3 separate regions of the Homo sapiens genome follow, and regions 2 and 3 are each linked to region 1. Evidence: chromatin loops called from intact Hi-C (ENCODE). Cell type or tissue: sigmoid colon. All regions are shown on one strand. Region 1 overlaps INSC (INSC spindle orientation adaptor protein). Region 2 has its middle 16 kb from the start of CYP2R1. Region 3 has its middle 14 kb from the start of INSC.

What was found. Peaks named below come from ENCODE experiments on the same cell type or tissue, not always from the same donor. Only the 100,000 strongest peaks of a DNase experiment are listed, where the experiment ranks them.
Region 2: a loop joins it to region 1, with 11 times the contacts of the local background. A loop is called at or near these places in 50 of 110 quality-filtered maps.
Region 3: it touches region 1 in a loop (14-fold over the local background); 101 of 110 quality-filtered maps call a loop at or near these places.

Annotation. Positions count from the first base shown.
Region 1 is chr11:15,203,971-15,211,970 of GRCh38, reverse strand. All of the region lies in intron 7 of INSC (INSC spindle orientation adaptor protein), which reads right to left. Among named protein-coding and RNA genes, the nearest start is that of INSC, 93 kb to the right of the region's middle. RefSeq lists a silencer at 3,161-3,210. In sigmoid colon, a CTCF peak has its summit at 3,155 (motif pointing right); DNase peaks (open chromatin) are centred at 3,170 and 4,983.
Region 2 is chr11:14,904,349-14,912,348 of GRCh38, reverse strand. It overlaps the pseudogene CALCP. Among named protein-coding and RNA genes, the nearest start is that of CYP2R1, 16 kb to the right of the region's middle. RefSeq lists enhancers at 4,089-4,588, 6,231-6,340, 6,521-6,620. In sigmoid colon, CTCF peaks have their summits at 3,612 (motif pointing left), 4,430 (motif pointing right), 7,139 and 7,342 (motif pointing right); DNase peaks (open chromatin) are centred at 4,428, 6,468, 6,788, 7,358 and 1 weaker place; H3K4me3 peaks cover 1,466 bases.
Region 3 is chr11:15,097,298-15,105,297 of GRCh38, reverse strand. No RefSeq gene overlaps it. Among named protein-coding and RNA genes, the nearest start is that of INSC, 14 kb to the left of the region's middle. RefSeq lists a silencer at 4,042-4,091. In sigmoid colon, a CTCF peak has its summit at 4,002 (motif pointing left); a DNase peak (open chromatin) is centred at 4,017.

The DNA of each region.
Region 1 (8,000 bases):
AGAACAAAGTTGGTTAATTTATGTTACCAAATAGAAAAATGTATTAGACTATAGGGGCCCCGTGCTCTATTGGCACAAGATGAACAAAAAGGCTAATGGAACAGAAAAAAAAAATCCAGAAACAGACTCATGCATGTATCACTATTTAAAAAAAAAAGAAAAAGGTATCACTTCAATTCAGTGCTGAAAGTACAGTCTTTTCAATAAACAGTGCTGGCTCAATTGGGTATCCATATGGGAAAAAAATTGACCTTGAACACCATTTTAAAATTAGGTTGAAATATATCATAAGCCAAAATTTTAAAGGCAAAACAATAAAGCTCCTAGAAGAAAATTAGGAGAATATTTTCATAATTTTGGAAAAATCAATGATTTCTTAAATGGACGCAAGCAGCACCGACTACAAAAGAAAAGGTCAATAAATTGAATTTTAACAAAATTAAGCATTTCTATTTATCAAAAGACACCATTAAGAGAATAAAAAAACCTACCACAGGCTGATAATATGTATCTTAAGAGAATTTATATGTAGAACGTGTTTTTCAAAGTTTATACATCAATAAGAAAAGACAAACAACCCAGTGTTTTAAAAATGGGCAAAAGACTCAGCCCTACATTTCACAAAAGATGATAACCAAATGGCCAGTAAGGATGTGAACAAGTGTTCAAAACCATTACTCATCAGGAAAATAAAAATTGAAACCATAATAAGAGAGGACGGTACACTCAAGTTGGTCACAAGCAGAGCACTGTATGTCCAGCTATTACAAATCTCCAAATAACTTGGTTTGTATTTTTGAAGTAGCCCAAAGAGAGAACGAAACACTCCTTTGGAAATTGATTGTCCATTAGCTGGGCTTGTGTCTTTCCAGCTCTTCTCCCTTTCTCTTCCTCCAGTAAGTCTCTTCCCCTTTTCTTATCCTCCTTCCTTCTCCCTGTCTCTCTTTATCTCTGTGGGTGACCAGAGGACCCACCACTTGCCGGCAGCAGGTTGTGGGTGATGGTTCTAGTTCTGGGCTTTGAGGGCTGGCCTACTGTCCATGCTGCACTGTCAGTGCCAGACTGTTCCCAGAAGTGGATCCTGCCTACCAAATTCTACCCTAAACCTTCACAGTGTATCATCCTTTCAATCCTCCCTCCACCCCACCAGCCCAAGCAACCTCCTTTACCCTGCTCCCCTCCAAACTAGCACTTGCCCCACTCCAGAAGCACTCAGGGGTGGCTGAGAGTGCCACCTCTGTACCTTGTCCCATGTCCTAGGCAATCTTTGCTTCCCTGTGAGCACGGCCTCCCTTCTCCCCAGCAACAGCACTGTGTTTTCATCAGACTTCTCATTTATTTTCTGCTCTCACCAGATTCTTTGGGACCAGCTAGGAGATACACAACAACTTTACCCTGCTAAGCCTGCTGCATCCCACTCCACCACACACACACACACACACACACACACACACACACACACACAAACTCTCAAATGCAGAGCTCCATCTAAGAATTCACAGGCACCCAGCTCTCTTCTAACAACTCCTGGAAGAACACCACCCACTCAACACAACCCAAACCCACAGAACAGGCATGTCTGTAGCCCACAGAACAGGCTAGAATTCCTAGCCCTGCCAGCTAAACATCTAACTTTTGTTCATCACATTACATCTCACAAAATTACTTCATATGCCACAGGATACCAGCAGAACTAGGAATCCCATCAAATGAGAAAATTGAGGCTCATAGGGATTAGAAAACTTCCCTGTGGTCACTTAGCAAATCAGTGGCAAATGAAGAACTTGTCCCAGGATCTCTTCACTAACATCAAGCCTGCTGAACTTTACCCAGGAAACATAGCCAGCCTCAAAGGGCTTCTACTCATCTGACTTATCTCAGGCTGACTTGCAGAGCTCATCTTGGCCCACCAACCTCCCTAAGTCTCTTTGAGACCTAAGAACTTGGGCTTAGGGCCATTAGAATTAGGAGACGGGCAAAGCCGGTGCAAATTGCCAGGGCTAAGTGGTGCAAACAGGGGCTCAGGGCAAATTCCATTCTGTCCTTATTGAGGGACCCTATGATGTTTATACTCCCCCAACTCCCACCCCTCATCAGGGTCTGAAACTGATCACAGCATCCTGCCATGCTGTTTCAAGTGAAGTCAGACATTCTGCATTCTGGTCTCAGCCCTGTGGTTGATCTCGGGAATGTGGGTGTGCACATCATTTCACCTCTCTGGGCCTCTATTTTCTCATCTGCAATGAGGAAGAACGAACCAGAAATCTTCAATTGGTATTTATTTGGTTTCATAGCAAACATTATTCACCTGTGTGTGCAAACCACTTCCCTGATGGACTAAAGAAGTGGGTGAGATAGTGTCTCTTGGTGGGGAAGCCAAGGCAGAGGTTTGAGGTCAGGCAGTGTGGGATACGCTTCCAGAGCAGTACCACATACTGTGTGAGCACCAAGGAGGGAGGATCACAGTCGGGAAGGAGGTCCAGAGGAGGCCTTAGAGCGAGATGTCAACAGTGGAGGTGAAACTCTCATTGGGACACCCAGCACAGGCAGAGGCTCCAAGGCAAGGAGGCCCCAAAGACCTTTGGTGGAGAAATTTGGTGGGAAGGGGAAAATAACTCACATCTATGGAGCATTGACTTGTATCATCTTCACAACCTGCAAGGCAGGGATTGACACTTCACTTTCACCTGTGATGAAATGGGGCTCAGAGGGGTGCAAGGTCACACACACAGTGAATAAGTGGTAGAGCTGGGCACCAAACCCAGGCTTGTTTACCAAAGGGGCAATGTGCTGGAGGCAGCTTGCTCAGAGGGCACCTTCAGTGCCAGGCTGAGGGGTTTGGATTTTGTCCAGTGGGAACTAGGAGGCCTAGGAAGATTTCCACTCCAAGAACACACAGGACAGACTCTCTGGGGAAATCTGGAAGTTAGATACATGTTGGAATGAAAGATTTGCCTACATCATCGGAGGCTGGCTCAGTAGGAAAAAGCCCTCACTGCCCTGAATTTGTAAACCTCCCCTACTCCCCCACTCACTCCGCCCCACACACTGGCCCTGACTGTTGGTCCTGGAGCCCAGAGACCACCAGCCTCAACAGCCCCAGGAGAAGCCTACCCCAGGCAGCCTGATGGAGCGGCCACTGGTGTTCTTATCCACCAGGGGTCGCTGTTGCACAGCACATGGGGTCCCACCGAGCCTCTGCGGATGGAGCCTGCTCCTGCAAACCCACTGCTGCACTTAGGCACCTGGACTGCCTGGCAGCCCCATCCCTTCTCCAAACTCAGGTTGGACCTGGCGGGAAAGGCGCAGTCCCCGAGCCTTCCTTCAGTCTGGAAAGTACTGGCCCATAATCTCAGCCTAGGTCTTTGTTAGAAGGGGAGAGGGCAGGTGGGGCAGTGTGGCTAATTTAGTTCCTGCCTCTTTGCATCCTGGCCTCCTTAAGTGCCCCCACCCCAGCCATCAAGACAGACAGACAGGAGCCTTGGTATGTCGAAAGTGAACAAGCCACAGTCCCTCTGAGAAGGCTCAATCATGGGCCCTGCCCCCTTGCAAGGCTGGGAAGAGTGACAATGACAGTGCCAGCCTCAGTTCCTTTCTGCCTGTCAGCCAGAGTCACAGCACAGCTAACCTGGGACCCTGGGCCTCTCTGCAAAGCCTTAGCCCATTCCCATGGGAGTTGAAGGCTAGTGTTTGGGGGTGTGAGGAGTGGAGGAAGCTGATAATCCTAGATGGGTTGAGTGCCAAAGAGAGGTGAAGAGGCATCTGCGACCTTCATTCAGAGGCATTCTCTCTCCCTCTCTCTAAAAGCTATTCCTAGGTAAGAAGGGATTGCAAGACAAATTAAGCAAAGATTTTTTTGCCTTGCATTCACAGCCCCTCTGTCTCTATCCAGCCTGGCTTATATATTAGAACCAACTCTAGCAAGAAAGTAGTAGCTTTGCTTTGGGATCTGCACACTATGACACCATTCACCTAATGGGACCAGGGGGCACACTTAGGATTAGGAGCAAAAACGCAGGGTTCTCAGTCCAGCCTCTGTCCCTCCCAGTATCTCTATCCTTTCCAGCCTCAACTTGCTCTTCTGTAAATAAGATGGAGGTGACCATCTCTCCCTGCCTTCCTTACAAAATGACCGTGAAAAGCAAATGGGCATAATGGTGAGAAAAACTGATTAAAGTGAGGTTTTTTTGCTTGTTTGAATTTTTTATTTATTTTTTGCAAAAATTAACTATTTATGACCATCTGCAATTATACAGGGAGCAGACAGTGGAGACAGACCCCTGTAAAACAGCAGCTGGGGCCACAGAGCCTCCCCACCATTCCCGCTTGCAGCCCACTCCCTCCTGCCCAGGGCCTCTGGGATTTCAAGAGCTCAATATAGGCCTCCCTGTCTTCATCTCTCTTCCAGCCCAGCACCTCAGCTGTCAGGGCCTATTGATTCCAAGAAGCTGCCCCAGGAAATGAGGGTGGGGCGTGAAGGAGCTGCATGGAGACAGGCAGCAGTTTTCCAGCTCTTGCCCTTGGTGATTTTCTTCTTGGACTTGAAATTGAGCCGTCCTCCCCGCTCTCCCCTCATCTTTAATTTCTGTATTGATTTTCATTAAACTACCCCCTTGGCTCCAGCACAGAGTGAACTAACTCGTTATTTGAAAAAATAAAATAAAAGGGAGGAGTGAGAATAAAAGGATGCTTTTTGAAAGTGAGGCCGTCTCTGGTCTTTCAGTTCTGGAAAAGACAATGACCAGAACTGTCCTGAAGGTTGTCTGAGCCTTGGGCTTTGAGTGCCCCCCACTCCTTTTGGCCACAGACCTGTAGCTTCCTATCCCTAACATCTCCAGCCCCTCATCTGGACCATAGTCCGCAGTCCAGCTCTAGTCTCCAGCCCCCTCCAACCCCATCCTGGCCTGGCCCCATCCAACCACAATCAATCCCTGAACCAGCAGTGCCCTGACCTTCCCCTTCACCACTCAGAGTACCTGGCACCCTGCCATGGTCATTGCAAAATCCCCAATAACCAGGTCCTTTGGGGGCAATGTGAAGTTTTCCCCAGACCAGCCTGGAAAAGTAGAGACAAATGGGCATGGGAGGAGGAAAAGGAAACAGACACAGGCAGAGTGCTTTCTCCACGCAGGCACCATTGCTGCAAGACCCACCCATATTGCTTCATTGCATCACCATAGCAGCCCTATAAAGAAGGTGGGAGTCCCATTTTACAGAAGATGAAGCTGGGATTCAGACAGGAGAAGTGACTTGCTCCCTCACCTCTCTTCATTCTTCCCCAAACCCTGCAGTCCTCCCCCTTGGTAATGCCAGTTCACCTTGCCAGCTCCAGTCCTCCAGGAAGGCCACCCTCAGCAGTCCACCCTGACCAGGCTGGGTTCATCTGCTCTCGCTGGACTGTGTGGCTCTGGGGCCCTTACTCCCTCCTTGGCCCTCATTTTCTCCCTCTAGTCTTCTCCCAAGTGAGGTCCAGAGAACACTGCCTTCTCCTTGGGGCTCCCCCAATTCACTGAACACAAAGACCCTGGAAGACTTGGAGACTTGGAGCCCCATTGGGTGGCTCCCTGCTGGGGTGGCTCCCTGCTGTGGTGTCCCCTCTGCCCCTGCCCTTGTTAAGACTGCTTTCCTCTGGTCTGCCTGGGAGCTCCTCCCTGGCCCTTCTGGGCCCAGCTTCATTGCCTCTTTGGTGCTGCCTACACCGGCAACCCCACCAGAGGTGGGGCCTCCTGCTTATAGCCTCTGATGGCCATGGGACAGCCCTTACCACTGTCTGTCCTGCTGGGCCTCTCCCCCTTCAGCCATCCTGGGAAGCAGGGAGCCTGTCTCTTCTCCAGAACCCAGCATAGGGGTAGGGAATGAGGAGTGATGTCAGATGAAGACACAGGGAAGGAAGGACAGATGTCCTGAAGCTTAGGATGCAGGGAGGCTGCAGCCCAGATGAACCAGACCTCCACGTGACAGCTCTGAAAAGAAAGAATGAGGCCTCAAAACGCCTGTCAGACACTTGTGGAGAGGCCTTTGCTGTGTGTTGGCATCTTGCCTCCATCCCTGCTTGTTGGGTGTCTGTGTCCGTCCCTTGCCCAGGCCAACACAGAGAACCTGGCTCCCAGTCCTCTGCAGTCCCTGCCTCAGAAGGACCAGCTATCCCCAGGTAGCAGAGGAAAGAGCAGGAGTTTAGAACCAGCCAGACTTAGGTTTGCATCCAAGCTCTACATTCATGACTGAGGAAACACTGTCTCGGAGTCTCAGTTTCCTCGTCTGTTAAAGGGAAAGACTGTGAGGACTCATCCCCCCTGGACCACCCAACTTCTCCATGTGTGCACTTCACTGCAACTTTGACCAGGCCAGCCCCTCTCCCACATGCCAGCCCTCCCTTCCCCACCAGACCCTAACCTTCCATTCATTTTCAAAGTCCAAGTGATTAGCATTATACCTGCCACAATCACAGTAGCCACCATTTATTCGCTGTCTACTCTGTGCCAAGCATCATATTACTATACATGAGGTAGATTTTATAGGCTCATTTTACTGATCAAGGAACTGTGCTAAGCAAATCCCCCAGGATAACATATCCAAGCTCACAGTGAGAAAAATCTGTTCAAACCCAGGATTGCCTGATTCTCCAAGTTCTCAGTCTCTCCACTGTAATAGGCTGCTTCAGTGATAAAAGAAGGAATTCATAGAGTGAATTAGTGGTGGACTTCGTGAGAGAACAAATGAGTGAGTAAGTTTACTTATTTTTTATTTTATTTTACTTTTAAGAAACAGGGTCTAGCTATGTTGCCTAGGCGAGCCTGGAACCCCTGGCTTCATGCATTGCTCCTGCCTCACCCTCTTAAAGCACTGGAATTTGAGTGAGTTTAAAAGTAAGTGAATGACTGACTGGCAAACAGAAGGAATGAAGAAGCAGAGACGAAGTGACTTCCCGTGAGTGAATGAATGAGACCATGACTGAATCTATGACCACAAAAGTCCCCCAAACCCAGCAAGGCTCAGGCATGACACAGCAGCAATTGGGATGGATGCAGTGACCTGTCTAGACCCACAACTCCGCTGGGGGCTGTGCAGGATTTAATGAACCTCTTCACGGTTGAAGGAAAGGAGGGGGAAGCTGCACAACAGAGACGAATTTCACCAAATCCAGCACGTTTCCCACTGCCAATTAATTAAGCGAACCTCAGTGAGAAGGCCAGGCCAGTAAATCAGGCGGAGAAGGCTGGAACTTTGATGTGATCTAATTTGGCCACGAACCATGCCCGGTGAGTGGGTGGCTGGCAAGAGCCCCAGGGAACCACACTTCCCCACTCCACCTTCACTCACCTGTCACTCTGTGGTTTCTACAATCCGGCCTGTGCCTGGTCTTCACCATCTTCCATCCTCAACACTGACAATGGCCAACCTCACCAGAGCCTCTGTGGGCAGTGCTGAGCAGCCCAGCTCACAGAGGGTGGCAGGCATGGACAGAACCCAGGGAGGGGGTGTGGGTGGAGGGTGGGAGAGATTAAGGACCTCATGGGTGTCTCTAGAACTTCTCCCAACTTTGGAAGCAATATGATATGGAGGAAAGGAGCATGGAAACTGGCCTCACAATATCAGATTTTGAGTCCTGGGTCTGCACAATTGTTAACAGCCCAGGCTGGCTCTGGCCCAGCAGAGCTGGAATTACATTACTGCCTGGGCTACTTTTTAGCTATGCGCCCTTGAGCAAGTGGCTTCGCGTCTCTGAGTCTCCCTTTCTTCTGTAAGCAGTGGAGATATAACAGGATGGCAAGGAATAAATGACTTGATGAAAGGAGGGGCTTAGCAAAGTGCTTGCCCAAAGCAAGTATTCGATATATGTTAGTTATTGTTCCTCTCACCGTGGTCATGACATCTTCCTTACCTGCTAGAACCGGGCTCGGCAAGAATTTTCTATAGATGGCCAGAGAGTAAATATTTTTGGCTTTGAAGGCTATATGGTCTCTGTTGCAACTATTCAGTTCTGCTATTTTGGTATGAAA
Region 2 (8,000 bases), 300 kb after region 1:
ATCATGGGTGAGATTAAGCATTTCCAACTATGTGTGAGATGAAGCACCCTTCCATATGTTTATCTCACATTCAGGTTTCCTCCTTTATAGATTGCCTGTTTGTAACCTGTATACATTATTCTATTGGGTAGTCTTCTTTTCCTTATTTATTATATATGACTTGGATATTACTAGGAATGCTTTGTTTTTATATGTATTGCAGGTATATTCTTCCGGAAAATATCAATCAAAACTGGGAGGAGCTTTGTAGACTAAAATTTGCAAGGGAGTGCAAGGGGACAATATTAAGTCAGAGAATGCTGGGGTGATCTGGATTCCGGGCCCAAATCTTAGTTATAGGACAAAGCCCCTGTACTGAGCAGGAACAAAAGGAGCAAAGAAAAGGAAAGAAGAGTCAGCCCATTTCAGAGAGCACAGTATTTTTTAACACTTCAAATAAACTGCAGAAGAAGATGCTCTAGAACCTTTAGGCTAGGAAAGCTACACCGGCTGTCTTCCCTTCTAGTACAGGAAAACTTGTCTTACTAAAATACAAGCAACAGAAATAAAATTAGTGAAACCTCAAAATTATTATCAGAAAAATATTCTTGCAAGCAATGAAAACAAGCCAGAAAGACATGCCCACAAAATAGGAAAAACTATATGCTAATATTCTAAACAAACAAGGTAAAAGAAATTAAGAAAATAATAAAAGTTTCAAAAGAGCAATATAAATTAGGATCAAAAGAACAACTTAAATTAGGATCAAAATAACTCAGAAATAATATTATTGGAGAAAAGAGAGCAGGAAGATATGAAAATGGAGCTTACAAAACCAAGGAAAGCATTAGAAATAAAAGAAAAAATATTTTGGAAATGGACATTAAAGTAGAAGTAATACATTAGTGAATAAACACAATGGAGAGTGTATAAAGAGAAATAGATAATGGAAAGGGATATATTTTTAATTAAACATATGAAAGAAATTTAAATTTTCTTCCTTTCCTTTATGTATTCTATTTTATTCTTTTATTATCTTTTCTTAAAATCAACTTTATTGATGTATAATTTACATAAAATTAAATGCATTTAAATTTATAGTTTGGCAAGTTTTGACAAAGTCACTACTACAATTAAGGAAAAGCAAAAAGAAAGAAAGGAAAAGAAAGACTGAAAAAATGAACAAAACACTTAGTTTGTACAAAAGAAAACAAGAAAAAAAAATAAAGAAACAGGCCAGATGGGACTAAAGCAAAATAAATAGAAGGTAGAAGACAAACCCAACTATATCAGAAATTATATTAAATGTACAAGGATTAAGCACTCCAATTAAGGAAGAAAATGGTCGGGCTGTCTTTAAAAATGCTAACTATATGTTGTTTATAAATATGAAAGTTAGAAAATGGGGAAGATATACTATAAAAACACTAACATAATATACATAGCGTGGCTATATAATATCAAATAAGCAGACTTTAAGATACATAGTATTACTAGTGATAAAGAACATTTCAAGACCTGAAACAGTAAGAAAAAAAAAATCCTAAATTTTAAATACACCTAATAGCATAGTTTCAAAATATATACAACAGAAATAAAGAACCCGAAGGAGAACTAGACAAATGTATGTAATTGTATAATTCAACTTATCTCTCTCAGTAGCTGATAGAAAAAGCAGTTAAAAAAAAATACATGGTATGGCTGGGCATGGTGGCTCAAGTCTGTAATCCCAGCACTTTGGGAGGCCAAGGCAAGTGGATCACCTGAGGTCGAGAGTTTGAGACCAGCCTGACCAACATGGAGAAACCCCATCTCTACTAAAAATACAAAAATTAGCCAGGCGTGGTGGCTCATGCCTGTAATCCAAGCTATTTGGGAAGCTGAGGCAGGAGAATCACTTGAACCCAGGAGGTAGAGGTTGTGGTGAGCCAAGATCACGCCATTGCACTCCAGCCTGGGCAACAAGAGTGAAACTCCGTCTCAAAAAAAAAAAAAAAAACAGTGTCAATGAGATTTTAACAACACAATTAAGCATCTTGACCCAATCAACCTATATACAATGTTACATTCAACACCTCCAAAATATGCAATCTTTGAAGGATAAGTGGAACATTTACCAAAATAGATCATATGCTAATCATAAAGCAATTCTCAATAAATTTCCAAGAACTGGAATCATTGAGAGTATTTATCTAACCGTTGTGAAAATAAATTTGTAATCAATAACAGAAAAATATTTGGAAATTTAGCAGTATATACCTAAATAACCCATGTATCAAAGAAGCAGTCATAAAGAAAATAAAAAACATTTTTAATTTAAATATTTTTCAATTGAAATATTGAAATTAAAATATGACATCAAAATTTGTGGGCTGCAGTTAAAAACCATTATTTTAAAAAGTTATTATAGCTTTAAATACATATATTTGAAAAAACAAAACGTTGGGAATCAGTTACCTCAGCCTCCATCCAAAGAAGATAGAAGAAAAGGACATAAATTAAATCTAAAAAAGGAGAAAAATAAAATAATAACAGTAGAAATTAATGAAATAGCAGAGAGAAAATCAACAAAGCCAAAAGCTGGTTCTTTGAGAAGATTAATACAATTCACAATCCCCTAGCAAAACTGAGCAAGATAAAAAGAGAGAAAATACATATTACCAGTATCCAGAATAAAAAGTGTTATACCACTAGCGATCCTAAAGACATTAAAAGAAAATAAGTGAATATTATGAATATTTTGTGCCAATAATTTTGACAATTTTGATAAAATATACAAGTTTCTTATATAAGACAAGCTACCAAAATTTGCACAAGAGGAAATGGAAAATCTGAATAGTTCTGTATCTGATAAAGACTTAAATATATAACTTAAATCTCTCTCACAAAGGAAGCTCCAAGAAGGAAGAAATATAATTAATCAAACAGAAATTTTTCAGAGAAAAAAGAAAGAAGCAACATTTCCGAATTCATTTAATGAAACTAGTAGAATCCCACAAAAAGTTATAAGGACATCACCAGGAAGGCAAAATACAAGCAAATATATGTCATAAATATAGATGTAGTAATCCTAAACAAACAAGAAAAGTAAATCAAAAATCATCAATGTGGAAAAGAATGATGATCATGACCAAATGGTGTTTATTTTAGGAATATAATATTGGTTTTACCTCCAAAACTCAATGTATTCACCACATTAACAGAATAAAAGAGAAACACCATATGATCATCTACATAGATTTTAAAAAGACATTTGATAAAACTTAAGAACCTTCTTGATACAAACTCTCAGAAAACTAGAATGAAAAGAATGTTCTTATTCTGAACAAAGATACTTATGAAAAATCCCACTGTTAACATCATATTGAATGAGCATTCCTCCTGAGTTTACAAACACAATGAAGATGTTCACTATCCTCAATCAGTTCTTTTCAATATCACTCTGGATGTCAACAAATGTTCTCAGGGCATTTCAACATCAATTAAGCCTAAGGATTTTACTTAGTTTCCTGTGTATTTGGTTATTCAGAAATGAGAAACATTTCCATGAGTTCTATTTCAGTTTTCTTTTTTACAAATGAACTACTAATTCATCACATTGTAAAGAGCTCTTAGCTCTTATCTGGACAGTCTTTGTTGCCATCTGCTGGTGATCAGCTGCTCTACCTGAGATCTACTCTCCACCTTAGAAAGGGAAGGAATGGGGAGAACCAGCCATCAGAAATCGAACTGACTGAAACGGAAGGAGAAAGTGTAAGAAACAGCAAGTCTAAAACCTCCTAACACATTAGGGCACCTACTGTATTCCAGCCCCCATGCTAGGTCTTCACACACTCACTAACTAGAAGCAGTAGAAATACTAGTTAAGAAAATGGAGTGTGGAGCCAAACTACCCGGATTTTAAAGCTCAGCTTTACCATTTACTAGTTTATGACTTTTAACAAATTACTTAACCGTACTTGTTTTAGTTTCCTCACAGATTGTTGTGAGGATCAAAATCATCAGTCAACTATTTACAACTGTAACCAGCTCATAGTCAGCACTAAACAAAGTACATGTATTTCACAATTATCCCATCTAATGAGAGCTATTGTTGCAAGAGCAATTCTCACAGTGAGCGATTCCACATCTTCGCATTTCACTTCCTAACAGCTTTCAAAAACGGAGCTTTTTATTGTGTCTAACCACAGTCCTTCCAGCTGCACTGGGACCTCTGTCTCCCCTGGAGCCTGAGAAAGGCTGGGCTCCAAGTCCTCCTGAACAAATCAGCTTGCTGGACCCCTTGCCAGTGTGCTCTCTCCTACCTCTTGGGATCCGCCTTCTTGGTATGCTGCGGGGAAAGGAGGCCCTGTTCTGGGCGCTTGGGGAGCCTCACCTGGAGCTCTGTCTCCTGCTCCTGCTCCAGCTCACTGGCCTTCATCTGCACATAGTCCTGCACCAGTGCAGCCAGCAGGAGGCGCACTTCCTCCTCACTGAGTGTGGCCGGGTCTGGGCTGCTCTCCACGGGAGACCTGTGGAGGGGAAGCAAACTCAATGCAGGCTGTGAGTCCCTGCCTGCCCCTCCCCAGGATAAACAGCCAGGCTCCCTGGTATCTGCTTCTTCCCCTGAGGATGTGGCCACTGCGACTCCCAGGGGACAGGGCATGAGGTCAGGGTCCACCTGTGGGCACTGCTTCACCGGGAGCCATGCATGGTTTCAGAGGCACAGAGCTGCCTGGTCCCAGGGGCAGTGGGAGCAGAGGAGCCCCTGGTTCCAAGCTGTCTCACCTGAATGGCGCTGCCTGGAGGCTGCCTGCCTGGCACAGGACCAAGACTGAGAGCCAGCAAGCGGGAGAACTTCTGGGAGCCTTTGTTTGCTCTATGTAACAAGTAAAATGATGCCGCCTTTAGGCAAGTCAGTTAATCCCCAGCTGGGGTCACTGTCACAGCTTTTTTCAGTCGTTTAAGGTAACCTGGTATATTAGGGGTTTCTCTCACCTTCTAGTGAGTGGGGCCAGGCCAGCTACAGCTAAGTTTTCGGTATGTTCACACCTGGATCTAAAGGCGAAAGCATGGTACTCATTACTGCACAGAGCTTCTGCCCTAAATACCTGCTTTCTTCCCTACCATGCCCACCAGCCTAGATCCTTCTTCCCATCTATCCCGGACTCTTTAGAGGATGTCTCGGGCTCCGCCCATTTTCCATAGCTTTTCCAAAGGCACTTCCTAACTAGGAGTCCCCAAGTCTCCTCAGGCTTCAGGTCCCCTTTCCAAGTCTTTCCATCCCTTCACACCTCCTCATGAAATATCTCTCCACGCACCCTTCCCCAGGGCCTAGAACAACATGTGGAGCTGGGGGTGGGGGATTCAGTTGCCCCTCCTGTAGTCTGCCTTGGCTTTGTTCTTCATAGGAATTTAAAACTCCAGGCTCCACACAGCTCTGCGTTTGTTCAGGGGGCTCTCTAGAGTGTCTCCTAGGGTTCCTCGTGTCTTTTGGGGCCCTTCCCCAAGAGGTTGGTGTGGCAGAGTGGCTAGAGGCCAGGTTTCCTGTGCTGCCTCTGTTCCTGTGTAACCTCAGGCAAGTAACTGGACACTATCTAGGCCTCATTGCCCCAGTGGGGTACCTTCAAGTTTGAAGGCATTCATGAATGTAAACGGTTTGGAAGCTTCACAGAGCAGAGAGAGATGTCCAGGCCTGAGGGTGCCGGGTTCCGCTTGGGGTTGAAGGCACTTAGTCCCATCCTGTGGGTCTAGTCTACCATGAAGGCTTTCTGCCCAATATGGCTGAAGAAGGCAGGCTCACTGTCTCCCTCCTTAGGCACTTAGACAGCTGGGGTTATCTTTCCCGGGGCAAGGTCGTTATTTCAATAGCCCAGACACACACACACACACACACACACACACACACACACATACACACTTGCTCTGCACGTTCCTAGTCCCAGGAACATTTAATGACAGGTACACAGCCCAAGGCTCCGGCTGTCTGTAGGGACTGAGCTCCGTAGCTTCACCTGAACGTAGATGCGGGTGCCTCATGCCTCTCTAGAAGGCCAAACCCCTGGACAAACCCATCTCCTTGGGATCGCCTGCTGCCCTGCGCTGATTTAGGGACTGTTCCCCAAGGGGCACACACCGTAGTGTTGGACCCAGCTCAGGTTGCCACCGAAGTGGGCCTCTCCGCGCGCGCGCAGAGTACGCCGCGGCGCCGTGACGGCCCCAAACAGGGAGCTCGCCTCCGAGGGAGCAGGCGAGAGGAGAGGGAGGATTAGGGATAAGGGCCCACTGGAAGAATGACCGGAACCGAATTTACCCTTCTAGAGACTGACAGCCGTTGAAACAGCGCCTCCAGATCAAAGGGGAGAGACCAGGGGAAATGCAGAGAACGTGCGGGGCTAACGGCAAGAGCAGACAACATCCCCACAGTGGGCGGACTCGGACCCCAGCGGGCTCCCCAGCAGTGGTACCACTGGGGCTGGCGCTCTGCCCAAGACAGCACCCCCAGAAGGCTCACCCAGGGGAAGTGAAACCCTTTGCGGTGCCCAGAATAACAAGCCACCTTTCACCGCAGCCTACGACCGGCCGGCTGCACCCCAACGCGCGCCCGAACACACATACACACACACACATATGCACACGCCTTCCTGCCCATTCACCAGGGCGAGGGCAGCCCCTCTAGAGACCGTTTTGCACAGCTGCCTTGTGCCGCGGGGCTCTGTGTGTGGAGGTGCCCTGGGCCGGCCAATCCAGGCCAGTTCACTTGCTGCCGGCTACCTGGGGTAAAGGCCCGGATGCAACCCAGCCCGTCCTGCAGCGCCCTCCAAAGGAGCACAGGGGCCTCTGCAGGCCCGAAGGTTACCAGGTGTCTGTACTCAGATAAGAACAAGCACTCGAATCCAATGCTAACCAACTCACCCATACCTATGGAGTTCGAAATGCGCGCCCCGGGAGCGGGGGCTCGCCGCCTCCCAGCCATCTTCTCGCTAACTCGTGAACTGTGACTGCCAGAAGCACCCTCACGGAGGACCCGCGCACACTCCACCAACGGACGCAGTCTTGGTTGGCATTCACATCCCGGACACACGGACCATCATTGCGTACACCCGCCTTCCCTGCAAGTGAAACTTCTTTCCAAGTGGACGCTTTGCAGAAATCCGGCCCCCGAGCAGAGTGTAGGTCCGAAGGCACAGTGAGCCCCGCCGTCTCCCGGACCTGGCTTCCGCGGACTGGGAAGAAGACCCCCCGCCTGGCCAGGCCGAAGGATTCGGTGGGCTCCTCAGTGGAGCCCACGGTCCCGACACCCGCGGTCGTGGGGCCCCTGGGCCTGTGCACCCGGACAGCTGGTATGACCCGGGGTCCGCCGGTCCGCGGGCCGCCACGCCTTCGCGGCCGACAGGGGGCGCTGTTTTGACGCTTTGCTTGCCCCTTGTGCGATCTGGGCCTAGAAAGGCGAACTTTTCTAGCGCTCAGGAAATGCTCCCAGGAAAACCACGAAGGAACTGATTTCATTCTCTGAAAACTGTTCAACCAGAAATCCCCATGTGGCGACCGTCCAGTGCGTCCTCACACTTCCAAAATAAAAGCCACCCTGTCAGAAGCCAGTGGGCCAGGCCAGACCTAAGCATAGCGAGCAAAGGGAAACCTGTGTGGATCAATTAGATTCAGACTCAGCAAATCAAAATCGTTTTGTTGCTGCTGCCTGGTGCAATCCTCAATCAAGAATAAATCCAGAGCACATCTACATTTTATATCTGATCTCTCCTTACCTAGGAAAGCAAACTGCTGGGGCAAAGACTAGCTTCGTTTTATTTGGTGAACAAAATCAGTTTCTCTATAAAGGTGCCCTGGAAGGCCCGAACTGGGGTGAGATGAGTGAGGCACTTGTTTCCATTGCAAAATGTAAAGGGGTGCCAAAAATCTCAGGAATCCAGAGTAATATTTTAACGTAATGTCTTTAATGATAAAAACGAGTGCAAAAACATCCAGGACAAAGAACATATCTAAACTTGAAATAGGATCTGACAGGGCTAGGAATCCAACCT
Region 3 (8,000 bases), 110 kb after region 1:
GGTTTGAAGCATGCGGGGACTGACAACTGCGGGAACCCATTACCACCACCAATTCTAGAGGGACAAGCAGGTAAATCACTTACTGGTGTTCCAGGGCAGCCTTGGAAGAGGCTACCCAGAAGAAACTGTGATCATAAAATCATAGCTCCAAAGAGAAATGGAGAAGAAATTCCCTAACCTGTCTCTGCTCCTTCCTCTGATCTCCAGCCAGTTCCTCTGCTGGCTGAACCCAATCAGGGAACAAGAGAGTCCAGGTGCTACGGTCTGAAGATCAGCTCTTCCAGATGCAGAGCAGAGCAGAGATGATAGAGAAGCTATGGGGGAGGATGCCCAGCTGAATGGTTTATAAGCAGAACCCAGAGAAAAACCAAGACCTACAAACTCTCTAAGTCCCCACAGACACTGCTTCATTTAAATCTCTGTATAGAAGCACTGAACTCCAGAAAGCCTCTAAATTGCCATAATGGTTTTGATAGGCCCAGATTTACAGCCCTTGGCTAAGGGCTTGCCAAAGGCAGAAGCTATGCTATCAAGCACTTGCAACAACTGAAATAGAAGCTTCCAGAAAAGTTTCACCAAGAGATGAAAAATCTGACAATTTGAATAATTGAAAAGCCTTAATGCAAACCCTCAGATAAATTATTGAGGATGTATTAGATTATTGAGGATCCATTATAAAGGATCCTTCTAATAGAAACCATGCCCAGCCCAGGACTTTGTAGGAAATAAAAAATTGATCTGTTTTAAATTCCCTACAATTAACACTACTCAAGATTTAAAACGCCGGCCCTCCAGAACCCATCTATGCCCAAGGCCCATGAGGATAGGGTAGTGAGGGTGGGGTGCAGAGAGAGACAGCTTTCAATCCAGAAGACTAAGTCCCTTCTAGGAGTAAGAACATTCCTAAAGAATGCTTCAGAACATGGTGACCTCACTACTGCCAGAGAAAGTCTAGTACAGAAAACATTAATGAATAAAGACCAATCCTATGCCTGGCACCATGCACATCACTAGGAATACAACCATGATTAAGGCAGGGTCTCTACCTTGGAGTCCTCACAACCTAGTAAATGGAGAAAGATATAAATAGACCATTCCCATAGGAGGAGTTAATTAAGGGAGAGATGAATTAAAATGTCCCAATATAATTGTGTATTTCTGCTTTATATACTGTCAGGCTATGTTATTAGGTGCATATACGTTTACAATTATTACATTCTGCTGGAAATGTTACATTTTGTTATCTTAAGATAGCCCTCATTATCTCTTAATGCTTTTTGTCTTATGGTCAATTTTAGTCAAATTAATATTAATTACACTGCCGTTATTTTAGTTAGTGTTTGCATGGTATATTGTATTTTCATTCTTTTTCTTTTGCCATTCTGTATTCTCATGTTTTAGGTAACTCCTGTAAAAAGCCTACAGTTAGATATTTTTTAAGCCTAGTCAATGTAAATGGAGGTGAAAGAGTTATGTATAATGCAAATCTGTGAGAAGAGCTTTCCCAAAAAAAGGAATCAGTGAAAGCAAATATTCTAAGGCAAGAGTATGGCTGGTATCTTTGAGCAAGAGCAGGAAGAACACTAAGGTGAAACAAAGGAGTGAGGGGAGTACGAGGTGAAGGCAGAGATAGGTAACGGCTGAAGCAATGCCTTTGAGTAGTGGAAAGGGGAGGGATCTGCTGCACAAATAAAAGAAATGGCTCCAGCTAGGGGCACAGAAAGTTAATCGATGGCAACCAAGGGAGAAGAGCACCTATGTTCAGATGCCAGTAGGTGTAGAGATGTTTTGTTAAGAGTCTGTGGAGGCTCTCTTCTGATTGATGCCATCCTTTAAGTGAAGTAACAAGCAAGGTCAGAAGCTTAGAATAAGGATGGTGGAGAGGGTGCTGGGAGTTTGAGGAAGGTATATAAAAGTGATCTAGAAGTAAATGGGAGAGTGAAAGGACTAGGGACATACAAATCCATAGCAGCAATAAGGGCCTAATTAAGTCTCTCATAATCATGGATTCAGGTATTTAAAATGAAGCAATCAATATGGTTTTGTATTTTTCTCCAGTCTTAAAGGTCCTTGATCTAGATGCCAAAGTGGTGCTGAAACTTCTCTACTACATTCTGCTGAATGGTCATCTGGCCTGTGCTTGAACACCTCAAGTGACAGGAAGCCTATAACTGCCTGAGAATCTCACACTACCTTTAGACAGATAGGGTGACAGAAAGTGCTTCCCTATATGGAGCTGACATTTCTCTTCCTGTTAGGTCCCCCTACATTTGAACCTGTGGGTCTGTTTCTGTTGTCTGTTGCTTAAGTTGTACTAGTTCCTCCTACATCTGGTCATCCAGAAATTCATCTATAAATTTGACAACATATCCAGTTGGTGAGGCTGCAAGAAAGAAGAACCGTTATATAAGATGGGTAGAAATACAAAATGCCACATTTCCTAAATCTAGCAAAATTACATATGCAGTTCCCCTTTGACTATACAATCCTATTTCTAGAAAGGATAAAAAATAGTATCGCATTGGATTAAAATTAGATTAAAGTGGTCCCAGATTATCCCCATGTGTATCCCTGCTAAGAAACAATATGAACATTTTGCAAAATTTAGCTCCAAAGATGATTATTATAGCATTTTTATGATAATTAAAATCTGGAAACAACTTACATGTATATAGGGCTTCATTGCATAAATTCTGGCACATCTATTCAATGTAATATGAAATAAGCAAAAAATAATAGAAGAACAAAGTATAGCATAGAAAGATACACACTGAAAAAGACAGACTTTAAAGAGGTTTGATGTTATACATGTTTATAAATATGTACATAAAGATGTGGTATGGTTTGAATGTATGTGTGCCTCCAAAACTCATATGTTGAAATTTAACCTCCAAGGTGATTGTATTAAGAGGCAATGCCTTTAGGAGGTGACTAAATCATGAGGGTTTCACTATTACAGCTGGAATTAGCACCTTTATAGAAGGCCTTAAGGGGGTGAGCTCCCCCCTCCATCTCTTCTGCCATGTGAGGACACAGTGTTTGTCCCCCTTTTTGCCCTTCTGCCACATGAGGATGTAGCAACAGGTGCCATCTTAGAAGCAGAGAGCAACCCTAACCAAATAGTAAATCTGCTGATGCCTTGATCTTGGACTTTCCAGCCACCAGAACTGTGAGGAATAAATTTCTATTCTTTACAAATCACCCAGTCTGTGGTATTTTGTTATAGCAGCAGGAACAAAACTAAGATAAGATGTAAAAGAAAGAACATACGCCAAACTGTTAATGGTGGGTTTATCTGAATGATGGGATAACTAAGAAACACATATATTTTTGGGGGGAGAGATGCTATATTCAAAATTTTCTGTATTGTGTATATATTATTTTATAATTAGGAAAACAAGTTATTTAAATTATTTCATTTGAAAAAACCCTACCAGCACATTCAGGTCAAGACTAACTCCTCCATAAAACCTCCCTAATTTTTTCTTCACCCACCCCCACCCCATCTCCAGCCAGGAGATCTCTAAGCCTCCTCTGAGCTCAGACAGCATTTTGAAATAATAAATCTCAGTAAGGAAGGACAGGCTCAAGAAGAGTAGTCCTGTGTCAAAATTCGGGGATCTCCATTCATGCCCGTAATGACCCCCACTCCCACCACTCTTCCATCTCTGCCCCAGCCTTTGTGCTTTGAGGGAAATCAGGAATAAAACAAAATGGGTCTCACTAGTATTCTCAGTCTCTGGATGTCTCAGCAAGGTTTCTCAGATGAGAGGAAACTTCAAGCCTCCCTCCTCCCTAACATTACCACCTGCCCCCGGAATCCCAAGTGCTTTGGAAGAATGTTACCTCACCTCTGTGAAGGAGGCACCATTAATTCAAATTTACAGGCCACAAAACCAAGGCTCAGAAAGAAGGAAGAATTAGAGATGAATCTGGGAGACCTGCTTGCGATCTGCCTGGGAGAAGGGGATCCTGGCTAAGGAAGCTGAAGCGGGGCTTAGTCCGCCCTCTGGTGGATAAGAGGCTGCTTTGCACCTAGCGGGACGGACTGAGGGAGAGACAGTATTTTAAGCTGCTGCTAGTCCTTTTATTTTGAAATTCTCACCTAATATCATAATAAGATGCATCTATATCTCATATAGAATACAATTTCTATACAACTACATAATAGTTGAGTTTAGTAGACCAACAGACATGAAGACACTTAAATAAACATTTATTTACCTGTCTTACCATATTCATATGTTGAAGCCAATAATATGCTTTGTAAACTTGAACATTTTCATGAATCCTTGAAAAAATTTTAGGCCTTCGGCTCATAGTTCTGGAAACTAAGTGATAAGAAGCCAGTCTCTTGCCTTTGCACCCTTTCTAGAGGATGCCATCCAGGTTTGGGGTGCCAAGGAGGCAGCAGAAGCAGGGACCAGCAATGTGACCATAGCCTGGCTTAGGAAGGGCACACAGAGATGGTGCGATTCTCCAGGCACCGCCTCAGTGATACACGGGGAGGCATGGAACATGTTCATGCTTTGTTCTGCATCCACACTGCAAATGCTCTAATGGCCAAAGGCAAGTGGACTATGACTTCTCCTTTATAACTCTAACTCTTATAGAACACAAGAGTCAACCTGGGTACCCTCAGAGCTTAGCTGAGACCATCCAGGTCTCATCCAGGACTTGAACAGATTTCACAAAACCCAGTTGGAGGGCAACAAGTAAATAAATACCAAAGGGAAGTGAAGTCTGGCTTTATCATCCAAGGCTGGTTTTTACCATCAGGAGCTCATTCTCAGGGCTCAAAAGTTCTATAATATTTCACTTCCATCCCAGAGAGATAATCATCAAACTAGCTTCAAAGGGTTGACTCTGTTCCCTTAGTTCCCACCTTCTCAGTCTCCAGCCTACCTCCACGGGGTCAGTGTCATCTTAACACCCATCGTCAGTGAGCCTTTTCCTACATATCTCAACAACCCTTTCCTGAAATCCAAACCGAAGAAGGGATCAATTCCCTTCTGGTGACCTAGACCTGTTCTCCCAAGTTCTAGTTTCTTATCTGAGAAGCAGGCCTATTGCCCCATATAACTGGGAAAAGTAACAAGCTTACACTAGAGGTGAGACCTTATCTCCTACAGAAGGCCCCTGGCTTTATTACTTATTGTCTCATCCTTATAAGGAGAGCTTAATCCACAATATTCATTTACTAAGAATTAAAAGTTATACAAGCAGTATATTATTCCTTCACACAAGTCATACTACACAGTGAGAATTTATCTCTGTCTGCATAGCAACTTCTATATTTCCAGAGGTTTAGATCTGAGGGCTACTGAAGAATCATCAAATGAATGCTGCAATTTAAAAAGGTTATTCTCCTCTAAAGCAAAGTATCAATCACTTTTTCTATAGCTGTTTGCTAACATCCAGGAGTGGCTTCTTCTCTTGAGCTTTTGCATGGGCAGGATAACCAACTATAGCTAGATCCCCTCCTCTTGGGCAGGTTAAAACATAGCTAAACAACTCTGAGTTATAGAGTGAAGAGAGAGGTGAATGAGACAGTCCTTGCTTGATAAGAGCTCTAGCCTATTGAGGAAGACTGCACTTTCAGACAAAAGAAAACTAAGAGACACAACAGCAGCAAGGACTTACAAGTGAATCAGTTCCTGGATGTGTTTCAAACAGTGAGAAATTAGAAAAGAGGCAGTATCCATGAGCCTGACTTTTCCTACTCTCTCAAATATTCTGTGTTCCTTCTTGCCCTCTTGTCTTGTCTCTACAAACACTCACTAGCTCTTTTGTGTATTATCATAATCTCAAATACCTCCTATTCAAATTCCAGTGACTCCTACATTTAATTATTTACATAGATCTCTCAGACTACACATCACATTAGCCACTTGGAGGTCCCTCAATTTTGTATGACTCTATTAGATACTGTCTTTTCTGGGAAAGGGCAGGTGTATCTAGCATTAAACCCTTCTTTCCAGTTAGCATCCTGACCTCTTATTTGGAGAATTCCCTGTTGTGTGTAGTCTTGGTGGAAGGTAGTGCTTGCTCCCTGTGATGGAAGCTGAATTAAATAGATATTCTCTCACAAACCCAGCATGATGGAGATGCAAGCACATGAGGTAGGCTCAGCTCTCTCCCAGGGCTCTCAATCTTGAGCAAATGTAGAATGACTAAAAGTCATAACCATTACAGTGGCAATAACAACATAAAGACTTTTGTCTCTATGTTTATGGCAATAACAACATAATGAGTTTTGTTCCTCCCCTCTGACATTTTCTGAAGTTTTGCTGTCCAGCCCTTGGAGCATCCCTAGGTTTTCTTCTTGTTTGTTTGGTGATTTTTTTATTATTTCTCAGCTTTGTCCTCCACTTAGCCATTGTAGTAGGCAGCCTCCAAGATACTCACTAATTATCCTTGTCTCCCAGTACTGTTGCCTTTGTGTAATTCCCTCCCGCATTATGCTACGGTTGGTCAATGTCACCCATAGAATATTACAAAAGTAATTTGGGAATAAAGGAGTATTCAACTTCCATCTTGTGCTTTCATTCTCTCTTCCCACTCACGTACTATACTCCAGCAATCAGTTACTCTGAGGTAAGTCATGACATAGGCAACCTTTTGAAGAAGCCCACATGGCAAGAAATTAAAACCTCTTGCCAACAGACACATTAGCAGCCTTAGAGCACATCCTCTGGCCCCATTCAAGTCTTTGAAGACTGCAGCTTTGTCTGACATCTTAGTTGCAACTTCACGAGAGTCTCTGAACCAGGACCACCCAATGAAGCCACTCCCACATTTCCAACCCTCAATAATTCAATGAAACTCTGATATGCTTCCAAAAATTTGCCTTTCTGCATAAGAGGTCCTGAATCCATTTCTATTGCTTACAGCCAAGAATCCTAACTGATACAGAGATTGATACCATGAGTGCAGTGAAGGAAAGAAATGTTTAGCAAAATATGCAAAATATGGGAAATACAGGATCATTTATCTGGCTAATGTATGACAAATAGCACAAAGGCTCATTCATGTCCCAGAATAAAGATCTAGCAGCTATGACGCTCAGCATAAAACTGATTACCTGTAATTAAGTTCTCATCAAATAGAAAAGTTTGGACACTCCAAAGATCTCAGAGTGGAGGTAAATGCTTATGTCTCTACATCCCAAAACTCTCAACTCAAGGCATGCATTGAAACTCAAGGACTTTCCATGATAGTGTTAAAAACAAATTCTCATTGCAGTAGAACTCAGTGTTGCTTGAGTAGTTGCATGAGTAGAACTCATGACAGTGTTGCTGTCATGTCGTAACATGACAGTATGAAGTTCCACTGCACTACACACAAAAAAATCACCTTCATAACAACCAAAAATTAGATGAGAGATCACAATGCCAGGTTTTAACATCATATTAAGGAAAGAGGCGCTAAAAAGTGAAGGAAAGAGGCACTAAAGAGAGTAGGAAAGACAGTCTTGAATCATCTATACCACCCCTTCTCCATCTCCTGGCATCAGCCTCATGGTGTGAAGAATCTGTGCTCTTGGGAGAGGGAGAGCACAGTCATCGTGGGGCTCGGCATTGGAACTCAGTGCTGCCCTGTCATGGCAGAAAGTAACATGGGGCAGAACTCAGCTGGTGTCCATAGATGGAGCATTTAGACCAGCCTTAGCCAAAGGTGAATCATCCATCCCTGTGGTCAGAACCTGAGCTCTGGCAAGTCTCATCACCACAGGATAAAGTACTCTGGGGTTCCAAATAAACTTGAAAGTTGGTCTAGGCCACAAGGACTACAATTCCTGGGAAAGTCCTGGTGCTGGGCTGGACTCAGAGCCAATGGATTTCAGGTGTATGCAAACTAGGGAGACACCAGCTGGAGCAATCGATGGAGTGCTTGCACCACCCTCCCCCAACCTCAGACAGTGCAGTTCACAGCTTCAAAAGAAACTCCTTCCTTCTCAAGGAGAGGAGAGGTGAGGGTAAAGAGGACTTTGTCTTGCA